3 separate regions of the Homo sapiens genome follow, and regions 2 and 3 are each linked to region 1. Evidence: chromatin loops called from intact Hi-C (ENCODE). Cell type or tissue: GM12878. All regions are shown on one strand. Links, peaks and the distances in the headings refer to the core of each region. The heading gives the core; the rest is flanking DNA. Region 1 holds the start of SLC10A2 (solute carrier family 10 member 2). Region 2 has its middle 110 kb from the start of SLC10A2. Region 3 has its middle 85 kb from the start of ERCC5.

What was found. Hi-C counts contacts between places; a loop is a spot of excess contacts. Peaks named below come from ENCODE experiments on the same cell type or tissue, not always from the same donor. Only the 100,000 strongest peaks of a DNase experiment are listed, where the experiment ranks them.
Region 2: it touches region 1 in a loop (4-fold over the local background); 1 of 110 quality-filtered maps calls a loop at or near these places.
Region 3: a loop joins it to region 1, with 2.1 times the contacts of the local background. A loop is called at or near these places in 1 of 110 quality-filtered maps.

What each region holds. Positions count from the first base shown.
Region 1 is chr13:103,064,962-103,071,415 of GRCh38, forward strand. It overlaps SLC10A2 (solute carrier family 10 member 2), which reads right to left and starts at 1,456. Exons shown (of 6, transcript NM_000452.3): 1 at 912-1,456. The coding sequence starts at 1,288. In GM12878, for the core only: no CTCF peak of the experiment used is centred there; a DNase peak (open chromatin) is centred at 2,920; H3K27ac peaks cover 766 bases.
Region 2 is chr13:103,176,488-103,182,941 of GRCh38, forward strand. No RefSeq gene overlaps it. Among named protein-coding and RNA genes, the nearest start is that of SLC10A2, 110 kb to the left of the region's middle. In GM12878, for the core only: no CTCF peak of the experiment used is centred there; a DNase peak (open chromatin) is centred at 2,984.
Region 3 is chr13:102,927,707-102,934,160 of GRCh38, forward strand. No RefSeq gene overlaps it. Among named protein-coding and RNA genes, the nearest start is that of ERCC5, 85 kb to the left of the region's middle. In GM12878, for the core only: no CTCF peak of the experiment used is centred there; a DNase peak (open chromatin) is centred at 3,120; H3K27ac peaks cover 1,068 bases.

The DNA of each region.
Region 1 (6,454 bases), core at 517-5,516:
TAGCTGGGGATGAACAGAGCTAATTGCCTACTGTACAGTATTTAATAAGCACACGTTGCATTAGCACCTGGATGGTTTGCAGAAGGAAATGCATACCTTTCAAGGGAAATGAGGAATTGTGAGCTAAGGAAAAAGACATTTGTCTATTCAACTTTTAGCATTAAATTTCTCAATCTAGTCACATTAATGCTTCATCTTATTTCTATTAGTTTTTTTTTCCAGTGCTAGTTCAGACTGGCACGGGATGAAATGGGCAAACATTGCAATTTAGATTACTCTGTAGGAAGTGGAGAAAACGTTTTCTGTTTATTTTGTAGTAAGGTAAGCATAATTTTAAAAAAGCTGCTATAGGCTTTTTCCCCCACTTTTAATGCCAGTAGAGGTGAAGCAAATTTACAAATTCTTCCTTAGGTTTTATACCAGGAAAATGTTTGCCCAAAGAACTGGCTATATTTGATGGAGTTGACCACTGTCTCACTACAGGTTCTAATGTTTGACAAACAGTTTTATTTTATGATTGCACCCAGAGCTCCTCATCATTACAAAGAAAGTGTATTTTGCTTTTTTTTTCCTGCTACCAACAGGATAAACCTCCTCAGCTGCAGCTTGTGGTTTGGAAAAGATTACTTTTTTAAAAAAGCTTTGAATCTTTTCCTAGAGATCAACAGCAATTATGCAACTCCCTGTTAACTGAGTTAGATTTAAAAACACAAACACAAAATATAAATCCCCCAATTCCAATAGCTAAGCAGCTGTGCTAGAAGGCACGGGAATGCATTTATTCTCTCCTGTTTGATTCCTTAGTCATACTTTAGATGCGTGGCAAATCAGTTGGACATTCAGAATGCCATAGGCTTCTGGAAGGATTACTCCAAGGTGATTGCAGTAGTTAGAGGTATAGATAATCTTACCTCAGGTCCATGTCGCCATCGACCCAATAGGCCAAGATATTGGAGGCAGTTCCTCCAGGGCAGCATCCTATAATGAGCACCACTACGGCCTGGAGCGGGAGGATGTCAAAGGCCACCGACAGGATGAATCCTGTGAGGGGCATGATTCCAAACTGACAGAGGAAGCCAACACAAATGCCCCACGGCCGCTTTATGTGCCCTAGAAATTTCTTGATTTCCACGTTGCATCCCATGGAGAACATCACCAAGGCCAACAGGATGGTCAGCACCGTACTTAGGACCACACTTAGGATGTTATTGAAATTGCTCTCAGGTACCACACAGGATGCACCAGAGCAAACTGTTGCATTGTCCACACAGCTGTTCGGATCATTCATTGCTGGGTCTGCTGCTGGAAAGGCCAAGTCCACAGAAGCGCTGGTCCCTGGGCCCTGGCTCTGCTGCTGGTTGAGTTAAGCAACGTTTACTTCTACCCCATCAAACTTTTAAACCCCTCCTAAAAATATGTCACTTGGTGTCTCTTTTGAAAGCCACCTTAGGGAAGTAATAAAAAACAATAAAGCTAGGATGTCAGTTTCAAGAGGTAGCATTACAACACAGAGCACGTTGTGAATCACAAAAGTCCAGCAAAATTATTGGTCAAGACAGAGAGTTACGATTAATCATTTATTGGCATGATAATGAACCATGCCATATAAAAAGAGCCACGTTAATGTTTAATGTCCTCGAGGGTTTGTTGGATAATTTCAGTTAAGTGACTTTTAAAATCAACTCTGAATAGTACAGAATCTTATAGGGATTGAGCCATAGGAACCATGCCATATAAAAAGAGCTGTGTTAATGTTTCATGCCATGAAGGTTTGTTGGATAATTTCAGTTAAGTGACACTTAAAATCAACTCTGAATAGTACAGAATCTTATAGGGACTGAGCCATAGGAACACATATTGTTCTCCCATTTCCCTTTCAATAGAAGGGTTTAGGGCCCTGAATAGTTGAGTGCCCTGTGCCTAATTATGTTGCAAATCAGGTGTCAGACTCTGAACTGGGACCCAGATCTCCATCCAATTTCCACTCCCAGTAGTTTTGCTACTGTATCAGTGTTTCCTGGAATTGCTTTGTAGTGTCCATAAAGTATATGGAAATTTAAGAAACTTCTAGGGTCTTGGTGCAAATCTGAGAGAGTAACATTTGGGAAGATAGAATGTTTTCTGTGTTTCCTGGTGGAAAGGAGTCTGACTTGCACAGCCACCCTCAACTACTTACACATGCAATTATGTGTGCGTTGTCATAGTAACAGAGTACTTTATAGATGGAGACAATACAATTATTTAGAGGGATGAACCTCAGAGAATTAGGTCAAAGTGACAGGATCTCTTTGTGCTTGGAGTCATAAATTGAAATTCGATTTTTTTTTTTTTGGCAGGGGGATTCCAAGAGAGATTTTTGTAAATGTCAAATAGTCGACCTCATGCTGGGCAGAACGCTGTATTTCAGTATACAGGGAAGATAAAGAAAGAGGTAGAGAAGAGATTGTCCTGTTTTCAGGAGTTTATAACCCAGTTATTGAGTTAGGACACAGAGTAATAATAAAATTGAATATTCCGATCATGATTCACAATTTGTAGGACAAATTCTAATTTATTATTCAACTTAATCATCTTAAATTAAGTAGGATTAGCACTCCCATTTTACAGATGACGACTTAAGGGTTGAGGAAATTGAGTGCTTTAGATAAGGTTAAAGGGAAATGAGAGAACAACGTGTTTTCCTATGGCTGGTATCTGGAAATACTGGAACCGAGCGTTCTGATTATGTGAAGAAAGTGGTCGGTTTGGCTTGCTGGGGATTGGAGTAATATCTTAGAACAGAGCTTCTCAAAACTCAGTGTGAACAGGATTCCCCTGGGGGCCTTGTTAAAATGCAAATTCTGATTCTGGAAGTCTAGGGAGAGTTTTCTTTCTAGCAAGCTTGTAGTTGATGGCGATGACACTGATCTGGGGTCACACTTTTAGTATCATGGCTTCAGAATAGCAGAGTGACAACAGTTGTACCCATATTGGTGACAACGGAACTTACCGGTCACAACTGAAAGCAGCTTTTGCAGAGAAACTCAATATGGGAAAATTAACCTTTTTCATAACTGGAGTAAATGTGAGCTGTGGCTAGCAGAATGGGCCACTGAGCAGAAGAGCTAATAGAGTGAAATGCCCAAACCACAGGTGGGGGTGCCTAGGCATTGAGCTACTGGGAAAAACCTGAGCCATTTCCTTCCAGGGCAACCGTGATTTGTACTTGTTGATGTGGCTATCTGAGTGGTCACGTCCTGCCTGCCTTTCTAGCACAAGTGGGGGCTGCCATTGTCCCTGACCTGGCTGCCTGCCAATTCCTGGGAGAGCCTTCTGTCTTTCCCACCTCCTTCCCCACCCCAACAGCTAAATGATAAACCAGGTAATATCCAAAGAGGCCTCCCCTCCCACTCCTAGGTGTATCATGACTTGGCCCTACCCTGCTGGCTGCTCCAAGCATTTCCTGGGACTGACCTCTGGCCTACTTCTGTCGGGAGCTGGCCCTCCCCAGGGCAGATGAGCCAAGTGCACTCCCTGCTGCCACACCTGAGCATCTGCACCTAGCCGCTCACACCTGGGCACCTGCACCTGAGCACCTGTGGCTGGCTCTTCCCCCAACTCCCAAAGGTGGGTGAGGCAGATGCCCATGCAGTGGTGATCAGTTTACGGTCTCTCTTTTCTGATTTCTCTTAACCTCAAACATTAGGTGAAAGGCAGAAAGCTAGCCTAGGATTGAACGGCAAATAGCCTCTTCACCAGGTCTGATCTGCAAAGGAAAATTTGAGCCCTGCAGGCGGGAAGGATTTGGATTCTGAAATTTCTCTTAAAGTTGGAAGGCTGCAGTGCAAGGCCCAATGCACAGGGCTCAAGACAAGCATATTTAGACACCCTCCTTTGAACTCAAATGGGTTTCCCAGGGCAGGCCTCCTGTTTTGGGCCATGGCTGCTTCTGGGTTGGCCAGGTGTGATCCATACTTAGGCTTTTTGCTCACAGTGCTGGAAGCAGGGAAGAAAAGTGAAGGGAGCAGAAAGCAGGTTCAGAACAAAGCTCTTCTCAAATTTCAGATGACTTTCTAAGGAGATTTTAGGCTCCCAGGGGCAGAATGCTTTGCATATAGACAACTTGCAAATGAGCAGTCTGTTTGACTAGACAGAGTGCTACAGTTCTGCTTAAAAAAAAGTGCCAATGCATTTCTAATTTCACATTGTTTTTACATAAATTTGCACATTAGGCTTGAGAGGTTTTATATTCAAGTATCGGAATGATTCACAATTAATTAGTACCCTTAACTTCAGCTATATTCAAATCCAGACACTGAAAGTATCTAAATATATAAAAATCATTCTCAGGAAACAACAGGTGCTGGAGAGGATGTGGAGAAATAGGAACACTTTTACACTGTTGGTGGGACTGTAAACTAGTTCAACCATTGTGGAAGTCAGTGTGGCGATTCCTCAGGGATCTAGAACTAGAAATACCATTTGACCCAGCCATCCCATTTTACTGGGTATATACCCAAAGGACTATAAATCATGCTGCTATAAAGACACATACACACGTAAGTTTATGGCAGCACTATTCACAATAGCAAAGACTTGGAACCAGCCCAAATGTCCAACAATGATAGACTGGATTAAGAAAATGTGGCACATATACACCATGGAATACTATGCAGCCATACAAAATGATGAGTTCATGTCCTTTGTAGGGACGTGGATGAAATTGGAAATCATCATTCTCAGTAAACTATCGCAAGAACAAAAAACCAAACACCGCATATTCTCACTCATAGGTGGGAATTGAACAATGAGATCACATGGACACAGGAAGGGGAACATCACACTCTGGGGACTGTTGTGGGGTGGGGGGAGGGGGGAGGGATAGCTTTAGGAGATATACCTAATGCTAAATGACGAGTTAATGGGTGCAGCACACCAGCATGGCACATGTATACATATGTAACTAACCTGCACATTGTGCACATGTACCCTAAAACTTAAAGTAAAATAATAATAAAATTAAAAAAAATAAAAAATCATTCTCTTTAATTGTAATACGGAATTGGAAACAGATGCACACCTGAGAGGGGTAGTCAGGAGGCTGGAGCTTCATTTTCGTCGTCATCCTTCTCAGTCTTTTCTGCTACATTTTGTCACACCCTGGGCTCACATGCAGGCCACCCTCAAGAAACCAGGAGCCGGTTCCTGCTTCTGGCCGCCTGGGCGCAGACATGAGAATTTGACATCTGAGGCTTCCCTTTTGTTCCTGTGTATCAATTTGAGGAGGCCAGGGTTCAATAGCTTTCTAGCATGTTTGCCCTGAGGTTCACATGATAAAAGATGAGCTTCCTATCTTCTATTGTGTTTCATCACAAATGGCTCTATTCAGATCAATGGCCCTCTTGGATTTGATTGACTCTGTTAAGTACTTTCCTGTGACTGAAGTTATCTCCCTCTCTCTCCTCTCTAGTTCCTTTCTACAGATTGATCTTTTATGAAACCTGAAAGTCCCACAATTAGAGCTCTTTGGAGTTACCACTGACCCTCTTTAAGGCAACAAGTACCTTGGGGAGAATGCCCCGTGAATGACTAGCTATTCATTCTTGAGTCTTTAGAGGGAAAAGGCAGCATAGTATTGAGGAGAAGAAAGTAGGATAGAAGAACCTGGAATCTACTGGATGGAAAATGCACTAGGCTTGGAATCAGAACTGGGTTCTAGATCTGCTTCTTTTGAAAATACTGTGCAGACTATTCAGGTTTTTATGAATGAATGTGAATCCTTATTAAACATCTGTAGGATGGTCCCACCACTTTGGAAAATGATTATAGCTAAATGTCCATATGCCCTCCGACCCAGCCATTCCAGTCCTAGGTTTCAATCTAAAGAAATCTATAAATTAAGTTCCCCAAGAGACATGAACTAGAATGTTCACAGTGACTCCATTCATAATAGCGTCAAACTGGAATCTATCCAAATGTCCATCAAGGGTAGAATAGGTAAATATATTGTGGTATATTCACACGATGGACTTCTATACATCAGCTGGATGAGTAATCTACTACCACAAATCTAATGTTGAGTGAAAGAAACCAGAAACTAAAGAACACATACAAAAACAGGCAAAGCAAATCTATGGTGTTAGAAGTTAGGATAGTCGTTACCTTGGCAGTATGGAAGATCAGAGACTAGGAGGGGTCACAAGTACCAATACTTCAATATAAAGTAAACAAAAACAAAAACAAAAATCAACCTGACACATTTGATAAGAAGAGATTGGGGAGTGGTCTGTGCCCATGCCTAGAGAAGGCAGGAAATGACACTAAACTTGAGAAGAAGTCAGGAGAGAATAAAGGCTGGGAGTAGAGATGGGAGGAGAAGTTGGGGGGTAGGGCTAGGAGGTGGGTAGGTGGATGGCTAGTTCACTTTCATCGTTTTAGCAAGGGTTGGCTCTGTTAATTATCCTGTATCTTACTC
Region 2 (6,454 bases), core at 457-5,456, 110 kb after region 1:
GAACCGTTGCTCTTGGGTATTCCCATTGTGGCCACCAGCTGGTTAAGAGTCAGACTTTGACAAATACCAAATGTTATGCTCCTTGTTCTGAGGTGTATGAGGAGGCATGTCTCAGTTCGTAGCTTCTTGAAGGAAAATTTATACAAGACACAGACTCCTTTTTAGGTAATAAACTATTATTGTTCACAGTGGAACTTCTGGACCTTCATTAAAGAAAGTGCTAATTTTCAAGGCCCAGGTTTTAGAGGCTGTGTATAAGGCTCCAATGCAGAGGCCGTTCCCATGTTGACATAGCCTATCTAAAACTGATTTTAACTTTTTTTTTTTTTTTTTACATTTTACTTTAAGTTCTGGGATACATGTGCAGAACATGCAGGTTTGCTACATATGTATACATGTGCCATGGTGGTTTGCTGCACCTATCCACTTCTAGATTTTAAGCCCCAAATGCATTAGGTGTTTGTCCTAATGCTCTTCCTCCCCTTTTCCTCTCCTTTCCCCCGACCCCTGACAGGTCTCAGTATGTGATGTTGCCATCCCTGTGTCCATGTGTTCTCATTGTTCAACTCCCACTTATGAGTAAGAATATGCAGTGTTTGGTTTTCTGTTACTGTGTTAGTTTGCTGAGAATGATGGCTTCAGGCTTCATCCATGTTCCTGCAAAGGACATGAACTCATTCTTTTTTATGGCTGCGTAGTATTCCATGGTGCATATGTGCCACGTTTGCTTTATCTAGTCTATCATTGATGGGCATTTGGGTTGATTCCAAGTCTTTGCTATTGTAAATAGTGCTGCAGTAAACATGTGTGCATGTGTCTTTACAGCAGAATGATTTACAGTCCTTTGGGTACATACCCAGTAATGGGATTGCTATGTCAAATGGTATTTCTGGTTCTAGATCCATAATGTCACATTACCTTTAACAGGAGGTGCAGTTTGTGGTCTCATGAGACCTAAGTAATGTTTTGAGGTACTAATTATATGTGAAGAGCAATTATTACTTATAGTTGGGTTCAAAGAGAACTATTTATATTGGCAGAGTCTGTAATGAATATTAATCAATTATTGGATATTAGTTATAATAATAAATACTTTTTATTAATCTGTTTCCTTTTGTAAAGGAACTCTGCTGATATTTTCATGACTACACAAATCAGCTAGTCTGATATTAACCACAATTACTTGGTTTAAGTTTACTCTTAAGAATGACTAAGAGTTATTTTTCCTAGTCACCAGCCTTAGAGAATTGTGACTTATTTGAAATGCTAATACTTGTGAAGTTCTGATGCTGCTTAATGCTACATTGTGACATGCATTTTCTCTCCCATGAATACAGGTGAGCAACTTTTAAACAGCAAAGTAATTCCTTAAGAGATTTCCTAATGTTGACTAATAGAAAACATCTCACTTTTTCCACTTTCACTTTTCCCCAGCAAGTTCATTATGGAGTAGATAGTTTAGAAGGCTGATGCAGAAAGGAGTCTGAACATATTTGTAATGTCAGAAAAAGTGGAGGAAGAGATGACCAAACATTACAAAAGAGCTTTGTAAGTTAAGAACTGAAACACCAAACTGGAAAACACAGGTTCTTTATTATAAAATTGGTTGTTACCTATCCATAACATTGATGAGGCTGACATGTTTAGAATGAGCTTTTTTATCCTTAAGTATTTTTTTCCTGTTCTGCTTTGCATTACTAGAAGAGAAGAAGAAAAAAGCAGAGACATATAGTTATGTTAATTTCTGAAACCTCTTTTCAATGAAATTTTAACCTCTGTTATGTGCCAAGTGCAATAAATATCTTGCTTTTGTGTTGGCGATACATATGAAAATCCTGGCCTCCTTTTTAATTAGCCCTACAACACAATTACAGCCTTTGGGTTATCAAACTCTTACACCAGATAAAAGAGGAAAAACACCACCACGATGTGGTGGTCCAATTGATGGTAATTGGACCTGGTCTGGATCGGAAAGGGCAATTATCATTTCTCACTGCTTCTCTTCCTCTTATGTGAAGTTCATTTGGACGACCTTTTGCCATTTTTGCCCAATGACATAGAGTGGCCTGTTCTTGGGCTGAAAGCACTCTAGTTACTCTTGCTGTCAGAGAAGTATTTCAGCAGATCATGGCTTGCAGCTACAATAAGAAACCAGTGAAAGTGCAGGCAAAATTTGTTTCCTTTCAAGCGAAGAGGTAGTTTTGTTTTTTTCCCCATTGTGTCCTAAGCCTGGGTTTAAGGATATGATATTGGTTTCCACAAAAAGTCGAAAAATTTACATACTGATGGTATCTGCACTTCAGGAATTTCCTTTAAAATAAATATTAAATAAGTCATGATGCTTAAAAACTAGATATGAGAAGTAGTGCACATGATTGCTAGTAAGAGGAGATCCCCAAGTTCCTGTACTGTGATCAGGTGCCTCAAAACACACCATTGGAATTGGAGTTGGAGGCTTAGAGTAGAAACAAGTTAATTTTAGCCTTTAAAGTTGGCCCCCTTCGTTGTAGGGGGCAAGAAACAGCCTGGTTTTGTCCAAAACAAATGGTGATGGTTTCTATTGCATAAAATATGATTGTGTACGTATAAAGCTCAACACCCTACTTACCTGGGTTATTCTGGCAAAAGTTCTATTTTAGTCCAAATTACCTGCTTTGGGAAGAAGGTTGCTTTTCTCAGGGGGTAATTACCAGTGCAATCGCAGCACCATCTGCTCGCCTTATGTTCTGTAGATGACTCGAAGGAGATAGTTTCAGGAGAGACCTGAAAAGGGAACATTTCAGGAGGGAGGAAATGAAGATAACCTAAAAGAAAGTAATAATTAGGAACTTAAAGAGGAAGAACATATGGTTTTGAACATATAACTTAGCAGTGTCCTAGACCTCTGGCCCAGCTGAGGTTTTCCCAGGAGTAAGAACTGAGAGAGAGTCGGGGCTAGAACAGAGAGTGGCCAATTAACCTAAAGGGAATCTCCAGAGGGACCTAGCAGAGAGAAATAGCAGATGGTATTCATTTGTGATTTTGTGGTGAAGAAGTAGCCGCAGGCTAGGTGCAAACGGCAGAATCTTGCTTTCCATATTCTAAGACAAAACTTTAAAAGGAAAGCCTGCGTACCCAGGAGAATTTTCATGCAGTCATCATTCATTTAAAAAATATACTTAACACCTCCTAAGCAGGATGTATTTCACTAGGCTGTTAGAGGAGATATGCTGATGTGTAAGTTATGGTTCCTTCCCTTGGGGATTGTACAATTCAATAGGAAAGCAGGGGAAATAAGATGTGTGCATGTCCAGGTAACTACCATTCATGGCACATAAGTGCCACATTAGGGAGACAAAGTGCTATGGGGTTTCACAGAGGTGAGAGTTAATTCCTGTTAGGGCATGAGGAGGAGGCTTCATGGAGAATGTGGAATTTGAGCGGGACCTCTGTGGATAGATAGAATTTTGCTGAGCTCTGAGAGCCTGCCTTGTATGGAGGTGGGATTCAACAGAGATTCAGGGACTTTAAGTAGAGTGGTTTGGGATTTTAATATTTATCTGGAGAGACAAAATTATATAAATATTTTTCACACTTTAAATACATCTGAAATTTGATTCTGCATTCTTGGGCGATTAAGCTGCATTTGAAAAAATGTGTACAATCAACCTTCAGTAGTTCTAGCTTTAGCATATGTTAATCTTGCTCCTGCAGCTGTGACCTCAGAAATAGAATTTTAGCAAGAATAATTTTTTTATATATTTAAATTTTTTTTAGCTTTGGCAAACAAAGGCAGGAATGGCTTGAATTGCAAAAGCCACTAATGTTGTCAGATTCTCTTTTGCTTAGAGCCAGGTTGGAGTCTTGTCTGGAGGAACTGGAGTTTCTCTTATCACCCTGGACCCTCTATTCCATATGACCTGTCCCATATGTCATTCTCTCAGTGTCAGTTTTTGAATTATATAATAGGAACACTTGCATCTATCCTATTGTTAGTATCATGAAATAAATATCTTTCTGTAATATTTGAAACTAGTAAAAAGTGACATTGGGATACATGTTCTTTTACTCCACAAAGACAAGTTATTTAGTGACTTTTTAAGGGAGGAAAAACATTGAAATCCCTAGGTATAGTAGACCACATTTATCCATAGTATCCACCTTTTGGTGTCTTTCCCCCACCTTTTAATTTTGGTGAGTGCGCGCAAGTACATCTCCCCTCCGTCCCTCCCCATCCGTATCCAGGTCTTCTTGCCACGCAGTTCCTCCCTTGACAGTCTCCTAGTCTGTCAGCAGCAGGAACTGAGAGGATCAATTCAAGTGTGAATTATCTTTAATTAAAACCTGTCACTTAGAAGTAAGTGAAAGAGAATTTAACCTTTGTTTATTCCACCTCAGCTCCTCCAAGCGTCCCAGGGCTCCACTTTGAAGGGCCAGCCTGCTGCCTGTGGCTTGAGTGGATCACCCAAGGTTTCTGCTACTTGTGGAAGACAACCACTATTTTTCAGTATCCGTGAGCTGCCCAGGGGCACGCTCCCGGATCCATGTTACAAAATAGCCTTTCCTCCCGTTCGTTCTCCTCATTACACAAACATATGTCCATAGTGTGTATGAGAGACCATGAGTTCGAGCTTCCCTGCTCTCCTGTTCTCAGAGGCCTCCGTCGTCTTACAGACACCCAGCTGTCCTGCTGGATGGGCTTACACACTTTACTGTCACACTTAGTGGGGTGGCAACTGAGGACCATTGTCATGAAATCTCTCAACTTTTCTGTATTCTCAACTCCAATCTTGCAATATTGCATTTCCAACTAACTATAAGCATCTTCATTTGGCCATCCCTTTAGCACCTTAGATTCTGTCTGGGCCCAGCTTTCTAGGGCTAAGAGTTGGGGCAGGTCTTTGCCTGCTGTGCCAGTTGGTGATTCTGCCAGGAGAGTCTTGGTGAGAGGTTGGTGTGGCTGAACTGAGAAGTCCATCACCTAGGAGCATCTGAAGTTAGTTGACAGCCATGATGGAGGGCATGAGCCATGGGTAAACAGGAGCAGTGGTAAGCTGATCATCAGTTGGAAAGGCTGGCTGTTGGGAAGTAAAAAAGAATAAGGAGTAGACGAAACAGATTAGATAGAGACTACGTTGAGGTCCTAATAGGGCAAATATTGCTTTAGAATTGGTTTGAGTAGTATTTACTCAACATAAGTCTCTGTAGATAACTTGGCACACTTTGCTGGGTTGGGGTTGTACCTAAAATTCGCAGACATACTAGACAAATTTGCAGGTGTGGAAATAAACTTATCTTCTATTTCCTTCTCTTGTGTTGCCTCTGAAGGTCATCATGATTCTCCCAGTTACTCAAGGCTTTTTATGATTCCCTCTCCTTTGCTTCTCCCTCATATCCATTTGCTAAGTCCTATATTTCTGTCTCTGAGGTAGCTCTCATACCCTGGCCTTTTTCCTTTGTCTCTCTGTGGTCTATTGAAGTAGTCTAATAGTCTTGTCTCTAACTGTGCTCCCCTCTACTACTTACACACAGCGGGCAATCTTCTTGATGCAACCGTTAATTATTTACTCACATGCTCCATATCCTTCAGTTATTTTTTTTTCATTCCCCTTAAAGAGCAGTTTCTCAGATGGCATGCTAGGCTCTCTCTGATCTAGTTTCAACATGCTCTAAGTAGTGTGTTTCCCATCACTTTTCTTTGTGAACCATTGCTGCAGGAAAGTTAAGGGAAATACTGGTCTCTACTCCCATACCTCTCACTTTCTTACATTTGTTGGTCCTCTTCCCTCTGCCATGATATTCTCCTTCCAACTACCTCTATCATTTACACATAATCAAATCCTACCTATTCTTCTCTAGTTCAAATGCCACATCCTTTTCGAAGCCATCCCTCATCTTAACAGCTAGGATAAAGTTAATCCTACCTCCTCTGAACACCAAGTCATTTTCTTTATACTTCTCTTAGCTTATTGTTTTGTTGTATACATGTTTTATGTATAACCAAAATATCATTAAAGTTAAGACTATATTTTGTTTGGTTTTGTATCTACCTAGCTCCTAATACAGTGCTTTGACAAGATAAAATGCATAATAAATATAATAAATATTATTTAAATTTAATAAGTGGGTGAAATAAAGAATGGATATCCATTCCTGCAAATATATGTGCTGGAATGTTTACTATTTATACTGCGTATGGACAGAAGTTTTCTGTGAATGTGATGGGCTCAGCACCTCACAGGACTATGAAAGAGATAAAACTGCAGGAGATTTCAGGTAGATTGAAGGAACTGAAAGGCAAGCTGAACCATACTTTTAAATAGTTTGATTTCAGAGGAAGTTATTTTCTAAAATGTCTTCTGGAAAGGTAAATGATAGTGTGATGAGTCATACAGAAGATTAATGCAAACTATAAGATTTATTATTTTGGAAACATTATTTCAGGGGATTGGGCCAGTAGGCATACATTCTGACT
Region 3 (6,454 bases), core at 999-5,998, 140 kb before region 1:
TCTTCTGTTATCTGGCCCTTGCCTTTGTATTCTCGATTCTCCTCTTATCACTCCCTTCCTTGAACCCTGGAACCCTCATTGGAACTGTGTACAGCTCCCTGTGTGTCCTGCTCATCTCAGTGAGGAGCTTTGCATGTGTTTAATTTCCTCCTGCAGCACTGGGCTTCCTGCAGGGTTCATTCCTCCTCCTCCTCAACATCCCAACTTGAGGTCACTGCCCTAGGAAATCTTTCTTCTCTGTCTCTGTTTCTACATCAGGTATCATTCCTGTGTGTTCCCATAGCATTTTGTGTCTATCGCACTTGTTTCTTGAATTGTTACTATTGTTGAAAAAATTTAAAAAATCTTAGTCTCCTTAAGCTTTAGTAAGTCTCAGAAATGTGAAACATGCTTAGTTAATGTTTGCTAAAAGAACTCAGACCTTCCATTACATATCCTTGTATATGACTATCAAACACGTCTCTGTTTTCAGGACTTTTTGTTTCTTTGTTTTTTTGAGACAGAGTCTTGCACTGTTGCCTGGGCTGGAGTCCAGTGGCGCGATCTCAGCTCACTGCAACCTCTGCCTCCTGGGTTCACGCGATTCTCCTGCCTCAGCCTCCTGAGTAGCTAGGATTACAAGTGCACACCACCACACCTGGCTAATTTTTTGTATTTTTAGTGGAGATGGGGTTTCACTATGTTGGCAAGACTGGTCTGGAACTCCTGACCTCGTTACCTGCCCACCTTGGCCTCCAGACTTTTGGTTGAGTGTGCTTGTAGAGATCTTATTTTTATGTGGTAGTATTTTAAATATGGGGTTGAAAGGACAAATGACCTCAGTACCTATGTTATCTTTTATTGCATTCCACTAACATTCCCATGTTTCTGTTTTTTGCCTTCTCTCATCTTCATTTAGCATGTCAATATTTTATAAAATAGATGATGATACAGAACTTTCAAATATATATCCCAGGAAATAAACAAGATGGAACCTGGAGTTGGTCATGAAGAATTCTTGAGAGCCAGTATTCTGAGTTTTTCTTCAGTGACCCAATGTTAATCACTTTGAAAGAAGAGAGGCAAAGAAGTCTGTTTTTCATTCCATCTCTTTGCCTGTGTAAATAATTACTATCAGTTTCTAGGCTTTAGGACCAGTGCCATAAAGACATTTTAAGGTTCAATTTCACAGACTCATTTCTGACTATCTCAGGACACCATGGGAATGATCTGTGTACTGTGTTGTTTTCTGGAGTGACTTGGCCATGCAGCCCTTTTGCTATGACACAGCAGCAGAAATCAGGCCTGTTTTATTTAGTGCCTCCTTTTTTCTTCCATTGTTCTCATGTGTTTCAGACCCTCACCACCTGGTGACCGGCTGTAACCCCCTCTCCAGCTTCCTTAGGGGGCAATATCCCTATGAGAATGTGAGTCAGAAACACAGTGGCCACTGGATACAGCACTGCTAGAGACAAGCGAAGATCAAGCAAGCTGAGGTCAGCACAGGTAGACAGGTTCAGCTGGAAAAAGGACTGGGTGAGCTGTGCTTGGAATGAGACTGGCAAGTCTGATCTGGTGCTAGGCGGAATTCTGAACTTAAAAGTTGACAACAGGTGGGAGAAAATTTCAATAGGGCTGGACATACTATGAAGAATACACAGAGAAATTACTGGCTTTGATAAGGATCTCTGCAGATGAGACATTTTATCTAGGGCAATTCAGATATATTAAATTGGCCCTACTCCAGGTAGAGACTTACTGGTCTTAAAGGGCTCTCATCAGTTAAGGAGAAACCACTTCCCTTAAAAGGAAAGGCGTTTCTTCATCTAGCTGTGCTTCTTCAGTAGGTGAACAAGAGGGGGAATGCAAGTGAAGGAGACGGGCACAAAGCCCGACCTCCTTGTGGACTTGGGCTTCTCCGGGGAATGCTTGTTCTCGGGGATGTGGTTGGATTAGCCCTGGGAGGTGGGGAGAGGAGGAGATCGGTGGAGGGCGGTTTTCTTCCTTTTCCCTTTGCTTGGATTTCCCCTTCTGAGACCAAGTCACCATATGGCACCAAAGGGAGAGGTTTGGCCCAGGAACATAGACTTCTCATTTTCCAGTTTGCACAGCTCATCCTGCCCATATAGATCTCTTCTTCACTTTCAAATAAAGCTTCCTGAAATGTAATTTTCATTGTATCAAAGGCCTTTAATGACTTCTTATTGTTAATAAATTGCAAACCCCTTAGGCTGACATTCAAGGATCTTGACTATCTGGCCCCAACCTACCTCATTCTTCCCAAAGCAAACCCTTGACTCTGAAGCAAGTGTACTGGCTGTTTCTTGAAGACACATGCAGTTCCTGTCTTCAGGATTTGTCCATACTACTATCATCCATCTAGAACACCTCTTCACTCTTCTCCATTGATGTGAATTTTTAAACACAACTGCTCAAATCCTACCTTTTCCACTCTTTTTTTTTTTTTATTTTGAGACGGAGTCTCGCTCCATTGCTCAGGCCGGAGTGCAGTGGCGCGATCTTGGCTCGCTGCAAGCTCCGCCTCCTGGGTTCATGCCATTCTCCTGCCTCAGCCTCCCGAGTAGCTGGGACTACAGGCCCCTGCCACCATGCCCGGCTAATATTTGTATTTTTGGTAGAGATGGGGTTTCACCGTGTTAGCTAGGATGGTCTCAATCTCCTGACCTTGTGATCCGCCCGCCTCTGCCTCCCAAAGTGCTGGGATTACAGGCGTGAGCCACCGCGCCCAGCCCCTTTTCCACTCTTGACCCTTCTGAAACCAGTTGGGTTCTTGCTTTTCTTTCCGTAATGTCTAACTGAGTTTGGTGATCTCTGGTAAGAGTAAATGAGTGAAAAGAAAACAAAATATTAATACCAAAGACTGTGTGGAAGGACTATGCTTTCCAGAAGTAAGCTGTCTAAACTTCCTCCAAGAGATAAATGCCTTTAAGATATGCATCTCTTACTTTGCCCTCTTGAGTATCAGATATCTTCCTCTCTCAGCGTGGCATTTGTTTAAAATCCACTGGGGATATTTTTGCATCACTGACTGAACACACTTAGAGGGCTCAAGTAGCAGAATATTCTCAGGGCACACTCTGTGTCTTGAGTCCGGGACATTCTCAGGGACTTGCAGCTATCAGTTTTCTTTCCAAGCATGCAGACACTACTTATGTAATTCTGGCCTCAAGGGTATTTCCAGGACACTTGTCTGCAGACAGGAGCAGGATAATTAGCACATACACGATGGCCCATACAAGAGGGGGACAATTAGGATAAAAGTTGGAATGGTCCAGATTTTAAACTGAAACTGCTAGGTTGAGAAAGACTCAAGACAAAGGCTCTACGGGGTGTGGGCCAGGAAATGTGGGTTGGCATGGTGTTAGAAAGTCCCCATGAAAACACAGGATATGATTTATTTTATGCTTTCTTTTATTTTTTGTTTTTGAGATGGAGTCTCGCTCTGTCACCAGGCTGGAGTGCAGTGGTACAATCTTGGCTCACTGCAAACTCTGCCTCCCAGGTTCAAAGGATTCTCCTGCCTCAGCCTGCTGAGTAGCTGGGATTGCAGACACCCACCACCACACCTGGCTAATTTTTGTATTTTTTGTAGAGACAAGGTTTCACCATGTTGGCCAGGCTGGTCTTGAACTCTTGACCTCAAGTAATCCACCTGCCTTGGCCTCCTGAAGTGCTGGGATTACAGGCGTGAGCCACTGCACCTGGCCACAAGGATATGACTTAGATCCCTAGCATGTTTGCAATGCACACTGGACACTTGCAGATCTCATGTTTGAATGATGGGAATTGACTAACTTTCCAATATGCTAAGACGGGTAGACTTTGGTCAAGGGAGGTCAGGAGCATCCAAGTAGTTGAAAGAGTTCTGAAGTCGTTGTACAACTGCTTGCCTTAATGCAGCAAATGTTCTGTGGATAATATCTTCCTGCCGAGTTACATCAAATGGAAATCGAGCTGTGTATTTTCTTAGCATCTTAGGCCACAGTGCCCTGTGCGTTTAACTCAAAACTCTTTAAGCTATAGTGGAACACCCTTAATGGATCATTTGGCATATGTGGTGATGCTTACATGAAACAAACTTCTAAAAAATTTAAACTAAACCTTTTAGAACTTCCCACTAGGGAGCACAGTTGCGTTGAAAGGCAATATAATTTATGACATCAGAAGACTCTTGTTAGTCTCTTTAGAAAGTGTTCTTTTCATTTTCCTGACTACATTTTCTTTTTTTTCAAAAGAAAATCAATTATTTCATTAGATGAAACATTTTAGGATGCATGTATGTTTTTCAGGAATCACATACAAGGTAATAGACTGTTATGGTGATTTCTATCCAGCACAAGCTACATACAAGTAATATTTCATTGAGGTTTTCTGGCCCATTATTTTTATAGGTAAAGTTATATTTAGGGAGGGGTAATGGTGTGTCAGGGGAAACGGATGCTGAGACATTATAATTAACTTGCATTTTAAAGAAAGGCAAGCTAGACACTAGCCTTAGTGTGTAAGCTGTAACAATTAGAAAGAGATCTTTATTCTAAAATTATTAACTGCAATAATTAACTTTTAATAAACTCTGATTCTGAGATACTATTGGTTGGTATGACTAAATTTAAAAGTCAGCATTTTGTGGTCACACACCTGTATCTACGTATTTATTTTACTAGGATGCAATTGGTAAAACTCTCATTTTTCTTATTTTGAGTAGAAGTCAGTAGTAGTTTGCAACATAATTTAGCAAGCAAACTGTTCAGCATGATTCTGTCTTTCTATTTGTATGAGTGAGGTTTCATGACCCTTGGACCACAAAGACTTCACTTGGAGACAAAGTGTGACCCAGCACACTCCCGTAAACTTTTAAATGATCCAGCCTCATGACCGTAGCTACAATTATAAAGAATATTATAGTTCATTTTTCATTTGTTTATATATACACAGCAACTTATTTTATGTACAATCTTGATGCATAACTCAGTAATTATGACACAGTTACCCCCAAAATATCGGGGCTATGTGAATTAAAAAATGTTCTTAATAACCTTGTATTTCTTTCAGAAGAACCTATAAAAAGGAATGATTGCTTTTCAGAGCAGCAAAGGATAATCAGAGAGCCCAGAGTGGGGGAAATCTCTTCTCTTGGGCTTTGCTTGGGACTCATCCATCTGCTGTCTCTGTTCTCAACTGTCTATTAAAGCAAATGAGCAGACTCATATTCTGTTTCTGTGGAAGAGCTCATTACCTCCCACCTTTAGGATGAAGCTCTAACTTCTTACATAATGCTCAGTGCAGTAATACTGGGGTCAAGACTGGAATTCTTCCTTAAAGCAAGTTATTGGATTATGATTCTATAGTCAGGGACCTCAGTAATATTTGGTGTATCTTTTTTTTTCTTTTTTTTTAAGGCTTCCTTCAAACTTGGAATCCAGAGCAGACTTTCCTGGTAAAGAGATGACGCTTTATTGCTTTAACCACTATTTTATTTACCAGGTGCTTAAATAATGCTGACTCTTTGCCAGATGCGTGAAAATGTCTTAGAAATAATTAACTCCTTTAATCCTCACAATGACTCTAAGATAGACTCTGACTTTTCCTATTTCACGAATGAGTAAGTCACATGCCCAAGGTCACAAAGGTAGACCAGGAGCACAGGCTGAGCATAGGCATCAGCTCTGGAGTCCATGTCCTTGGCCACAGTCTCTGCGGCCATTAAACCATCCATACAGGTTACCTTCTGGAACCTAAACTCTCACGTGCCCTGGCTGGTGTCTCTAAGCCTGTCCTGGAGGATGCATCAGCATCCTCACGGTTCAGCATCCCCCAAAGAAACCCCACACATTTACATCCCACCACCAGCTTCCCTTCTTGCAATCCAGACACAGTGGATGCCTGGATGAGATTTCTCATAACTTGGTGCCTTTACACTTCTCCTTACTCCACTCTTATGGGAGACTTTTTCCCTTTTTATTCATAGGATATTCTTCCAGCGACTTTTCAAGGTATAGCTCTTTTGACCGTTGCCTCCTTCTGGCAGACTGAAGCACGTGCTTGGTCCACACCACTCCAATGCTTCCTGTTTGATCATAGCCCTCTTATGCCATCTTTCAGCCTGATTTGAGTCCTTTTGGACTGCATCTGGGATTTGGGGCCTGGCTCAATAGGCCCTGGGGCCTGATAATTCTGGGTGGTGAGTGTGGGGCCAAAGTCCCACCCCCTTCCTTAATGAAACCCTATAGAATTTTTAAGAGCTGACCACCTTTTGAGCAATGCTTATTATCGTTATATGCATGACATGCTCCTTCTTAACTGGATCAGCCAATCTGTTGAAATGACTCTCATAGCTATAATAAATTGTCTGGGACGTGAGCTTCAGAATACAGATATAACACTAGAAAGATCTAATTGAGTTTAACTTTTATTTTTTACTATTTTTTTTAACCAAGCAGCAGCACTGATGGGT